Linked DNA regions of Homo sapiens: region 2 is linked to region 1. Evidence: read pairs that join two places in POLR2A ChIA-PET (ENCODE). Cell type or tissue: IMR-90. All regions are shown on one strand.

Region 1 (2,500 bases):
GTCCCCGAGACAAAGGCGTGCCGGTGTAGGGGCAGGATCCCTGGCCGGGCCTCTCAAGGGCTTCGTTTCTGCTCTCCCCGGCATGCCTGGCTTGTTTGACCAAAGAGCCCTCTTTCCACGAGACTGAAGTCTGGGGAGGAGGCTACAGTTGCCTCTCCGCCTCCTCCCTGGCCCCGGCCCTTCCCTCACTTCCATCCATCTCTAGACCCCCCCAAGGCTTTCTGTGTCGCTGCCCCGGGCGGGTGTATCCCTCACAGCACCTCACGACTGTGCCTCAAAGCCTGCATCAATAAATGAAAACGGTCTGCACCGCTGCGGGCGTGACGCTCCCGGACGCGAGTGGGTGTGGAATTGCTTTCCTCGGGCCACCGTGGGGGCACCTCTGGCCTCCCGTGACCCCCAGGCCGAGGGTCCCCGGGCACCCAGGTCGGTCAAGTCTCGGCCCTCTCAGGCCCGCGTCTCTGCCTGGAGGAGACTGTGTAGGGTCCGGCGTGGGGATCAGCCAGGATGGGCTGCGCGTCTCCAGCCTCTGCACACACATTGGCGGGTGGGGTGCAGGGAGGGAGAGGCAGGGGAGAGAGAATGGCATCTCGCGTGGAGGGCTGTCGTTTGAACTCTCCCAGCGCGAGAGACCCTGCCCCGCCCCCTTCCTGGAGCGTTGACTCCCTTCTCGTCTCGAGGCCTGTGGCGTCTGGGTCCGTTGGGGCAGAACCATGGAGGAAAAGCCTTCGAAAGTAAGACGTCTCCCTAGGCCCCTTACCCTGTCCGCTCCAACCCACCCTTGGTCCGACTCGGGCCCCTGGCGCTATTTCTTACTCAGCCTTGGCTGCCCGCAGCCCCCACCCAACCCCACGTTCTACGGGATCCCCAACCCGGCCCGGCTCAGTTCCCCAGCCCGCTCTTCCTTCCCGCTCCAGCCATCCGCGACCCTTGGCTCCCTCCTTGTATGTGGCCCACAGGTGTCGCTCAAGTCTTCCGACCGCCAAGGCTCGGACGAGGAGAGCGTGCATAGCGACACTCGGGACCTGTGGACCACGACCACGCTGTCCCAGGCACAGCTGAACATGCCGCTGTCCGAGGTCTGCGAGGGCTTCGACGAGGAGGGCCGCAACATTAGCAAGACCCGCGGGTGGCACAGCCCGGGGCGGGGCTCGTTGGACGAGGGGTACAAGGCCAGCCACAAGCCGGAGGAACTGGACGAGCACGCGCTGGTGGAGCTGGAGTTGCACCGCGGCAGCTCCATGGAAATCAATCTGGGGGAGAAGGACACTGCATCCCAGATCGAGGCCGGTCAGTGTGGCCTCGCCAGGCCGTGGGCACCCGCAGGGCAATAAGCTGGCCAGGGACTCAATTTCTGGAGCTGTAAAATGGGGGGAAGCTGATGGGATCCAAGTTTCTAGGATTCTCTGGGAGAGGCGCCCGCGCCAATCTTTCGCCCTTTAAATCCGCCAGGCATTCTTGGAGCGCCCCCTCCCGGGCAGGCGTTGTAACAGGCCTTTCGGTCGTGACGCGCAGAGTCCGGGGAAGGACGCACCAAATAAATTGCGCAAAGACCCCGTGGTAGGACCTGCGGGGTTTTTTTGTTTTGTTTGTTTTGTTTTGTTTTGTTTTTGAGACAGGATCTCACTCTGTCGCCCAGGCTGGATGGAGTGCAGTGGTGCGATTATAGCTCACTGCAGTTCAAGTGATCCTCCCGCCTCCCACTTTTTTTTTTTTTTTTTTTTTTGAGACGGAGTCTCGCTGTGTCGCCCAGACTGGAGTGCAATGGCACGATCTCTGCTCGCTGCAACCTCCGCCTCCCGAGTAGCTGGGATTACAGGCGCGCGCCACCACGTGCGGCTAATTTTTGTATTTTTAGTAGAGACGGAGTTTCACCATGTTGGCCAGGCTGGTCTCGAACTCCTGACCTCAAGTGATCCGCCGGCCTCGGCCTCCCAAAGTGCTGGAATTACAGGCTTGAGTCACTGCGCCCGGCCTTTGTTTTTTAGAGATGACGTCCTGCTTTGTCACCCAGGCTGGAGTGCAGTGTTGTGATCATAGCTCACTACAGCCTCAAACTCCTAGGCTCAAGGTATCCTCCAACCTCAGCCACCCCCACCACCCCGAGCTGGGAGGACAGGCCGGCACCATCCTGCTCAGCTAATTTTTTATTTTTTGTAGAGAAAATTTCGACATGTTGCCCCAGCTGGTCTCAAACTCCTGGGCTCAAGTGATCCTCCTGCTTCGGCTTCCCAAAGTATTGGGATTACAAGTGTGAGCCACCATGCCCGGCGAGACCTGTGTTTTTAATGGAATCATCCCACCAGTTGCAAGAGTTAACTCCTTGTCTTATGATTTGCGCTGGTTGAGGAGGTGTACGTCTTTCCATTAGTCAGTTGCTGGTTACAATTTCTAAGCCCCTACTACGTGCTGGGCACTGTCTGGCACCCCCTCAAACTACTTCATCAGAGAGTAAGAACCAATAACAGTATAACAATGGTTACATATTGAGCACTTGCTG
Region 2 (2,500 bases), 230 kb before region 1:
ACCCTGGGGCCCATCCCAGACCAGGGGCCCACTCTGGGCAGGGTGGGAAACCTTGCCCCTTAGTTTCCTTCCCCAAATGACCGCTCTTCCCACTACAGGTTCTGTCGTATCACCTCTCCAGACCTGTTTCCCCATTTGTGAAGTGGGAACCACAGAGCCCCCCAGCTTGGTGGTTATGGGGTGGTCATGAGACCAAGGCCCTTTGTCAAGCAGGAGGCCCTAGAGTCACAGATGGCAGGAGACTGGCCTGCCCCATCCTCCTCAGGGCCTGTGGGGCCTAAAGGCCAAGGGGTAGGGATGGATCTTTAAGGGGCATCGAGACTCACCCAGGCCAGGCTGTGGGCCGTGGGCAGTAGTGGCGAGAGCCCTGGGAGGGCGCCTCAAGAAGCAACCCCTAATCTGCCCAGTGACACTTCTAGGTCCCGGCTCTGCAGTCTGGAGAGGCCTCAGCTGCCGAGGGGAACGGGCTGGCTCCTGAGCCGCTCCAGCAGGTCGATAGCAAAACAAACGCACTATTGACCGCCGCGCGCACTAAATCCTCCCGGCAGACAAGATGATGTGAGCCCGAATCGAATCGACTGCTGAACTCATAACCGCTGGGGCCTGCCCCGGCTGGCAGCCAGGGGTGGGAGTGAGTGGGAGCTGTGGCTGGGCCTGGGGGGACTTGGGGGTCGGGAGCAGGGTCTGCTTCATCCTCAGCTGCTGTGGGATGGAGGGGCTGGTTCTGCACCCAACCCACAGATGGGTACAGGGGTGATGCCGGCCCTGGAGAGCCAGGCCCCAGAACTGTAGCAGCCTGTGGCTGCACCAGGGCGAGCCTTTGGGGGTTGCCTCTGGCAGAGGCCGTGGAAGCCAGCAATGCAGGAATCCCAGAAGCCAAAATTAGAAGGTCAGCTGATCCGGCTCATTTAAAAAAAAAAAAATAATAATTACATAACATTGGATAAATATGAAACGTACATGTGGCATTCCATAAGTTACGAGCATGATGATAAACCAGGCACCCGTGAACCCGCCACAGAAACTAATAACATAGCAGCTGCGCTGCATCCTGACGTGTGGCCTTGGCCATGTTTGCTGGGGCCTTGGTCTCCACAAACATCAGATGGGGATAACAAAGCCCCCTCGCCCCCATGCCCTGGTTATAGGGCTGTTCTCCCCATGCCCTGGTTATAGGGCTGTTCTGGGGATTAGAGGAGTTAATGTCTTAAAGCACTAGAAATACATTAAGAAGCAACTGCTTTTGGAATCTGGGGTTGATCTCTGTCTTGCTTTGTGTTGCAGCTCCACCCTGCATGTGGCTCAGTGGTCCCCAACCAGAGCGTCTGAGGGTCTGTGAACCCCGAATCCCACATAAACCTACGTGTGGAGCAGGGGCTTTATTTTTTCTCAAAAGAGTCAGGTTCTCAAGGTGACCTTCCCCAAAGTGGAACCCTCTGATCTGTTCTAACTGCCCTGTCTTCTGAAGGGTCCTGCAGCCCAGAGAGGGGTCGGGACCCACCCACAGGCAGCCAGAGGCAGAGCCAGCAGGCCCAGCTCCTGACGGCACAGAGCCACTTGTCCCTGCTCCAGGGTGCCCAGACACATGCAAAGAGGCTGCGGAGGGGGCCAGGGACCCCCACCGTGGGTTTCTGAGGGCCACGGGGCACCAGGCACAGACTCCCAGGGCTGCCTGCTTCTGCCTAAGTTTACCCCCTCATCCGGCCATCGGTTTCTTCAGAGATACTTCTGGGTACCCGCTCTGTGCTGATGGAGCTGGCTGTGATCAACCGGCTGTCACTTAACCAGTGTCCTGTGCCCCCAGCAGACTCCCACTCCCCCATGCCCATCCTGGCTTTGCTCTGAGGCAGCCCAGACCAGACTTGGGGGTCCCAGAGACCTGTCTTTGAACCCCACTTGCAACTTCTGGCTTCTACTCTTAACTCCCTTGAGCCTTAGTTTGGGCACCTGTCAGGTGGACAGCATGAAACTGGAGGTTGGTGGAAGGATTAGCTGAGGTCCTCTGTGGCACTTACTAATTAACTTAACTAATTCAAAATTAGTGCCAGTTGCCTGCCGTGCTGAGGCCACTGGCCTGGCCCAGGTACGGCAGGTGCAGGCCAGAGCCAGCGCTGGGGGTGCACATGTACGTCTGGGCCGGGAGCCTGTGAGGTCTGGCACATCAGATGGCATGCGAGAGTGTGCGTGCGCGTGGGTTCTCGCCTCCCAAACACACTCCTTGGGGAGTAAAAGCTGGGCCTCGGCAGGGTAAACACTGGAGCTTCCCACTGAGAAACCCAGCAGCCGCATCCAGCCCTGTGTTGGGGAGGGGGGCCCACAGCCCCCAGAGCCTTGCAGGGCCAGAGATGCAGTTGGGGACCCGGATCCAGCCCAGCCACTTAGGGGCTCTGGGGTTGAAGGGTTGGTTGGGCTGAAGGTCAGGGAGGGAGGCTGGGGCCCTGAGCCCCCAGGGTGCTTTGGAGGCCCAGGCACAAGGCAGAGGCGTCTGGCCAGGCCCTGA

Evidence for each region. Peaks named below come from ENCODE experiments on the same cell type or tissue, not always from the same donor. Only the 100,000 strongest peaks of a DNase experiment are listed, where the experiment ranks them.
Region 2: POLR2A ChIA-PET joins it to region 1 with 11 read pairs; 2 of 35 experiments call an interaction of 5 or more read pairs at or near these places.

Annotation. Positions count from the first base shown.
Region 1 is chr11:64,299,698-64,302,197 of GRCh38, forward strand. It overlaps KCNK4 (potassium two pore domain channel subfamily K member 4), which reads left to right. Exons shown (of 7, transcript NM_033310.3): 7 at 1-334. The coding sequence ends at 29. It overlaps CATSPERZ (catsper channel auxiliary subunit zeta), which reads left to right and starts at 661. Exons shown (of 5, transcript NM_001039496.2): 1 at 661-734; 2 at 960-1,290. The coding sequence starts at 714. KCNK4-CATSPERZ (KCNK4-CATSPERZ readthrough (NMD candidate)) reads left to right here. Exons shown (of 11, transcript NR_133662.1): 7 at 1-734; 8 at 960-1,290. RefSeq lists an enhancer at 1-555. In IMR-90, a CTCF peak has its summit at 1,473 (motif pointing left); a DNase peak (open chromatin) is centred at 1,474; H3K4me3 peaks cover 378 bases; H3K27me3 peaks cover 1,378 bases.
Region 2 is chr11:64,071,514-64,074,013 of GRCh38, forward strand. The region is part of intron 3 of MACROD1 (mono-ADP ribosylhydrolase 1); the gene reads right to left. The region is part of intron 1 of FLRT1 (fibronectin leucine rich transmembrane protein 1); the gene reads left to right. Among named protein-coding and RNA genes, the nearest start is that of FLRT1, 37 kb to the left of the region's middle. RefSeq lists a silencer at 1,790-1,978. In IMR-90, no CTCF peak of the experiment used is centred here; no DNase peak of the experiment used is centred here; H3K27me3 peaks cover 213 bases.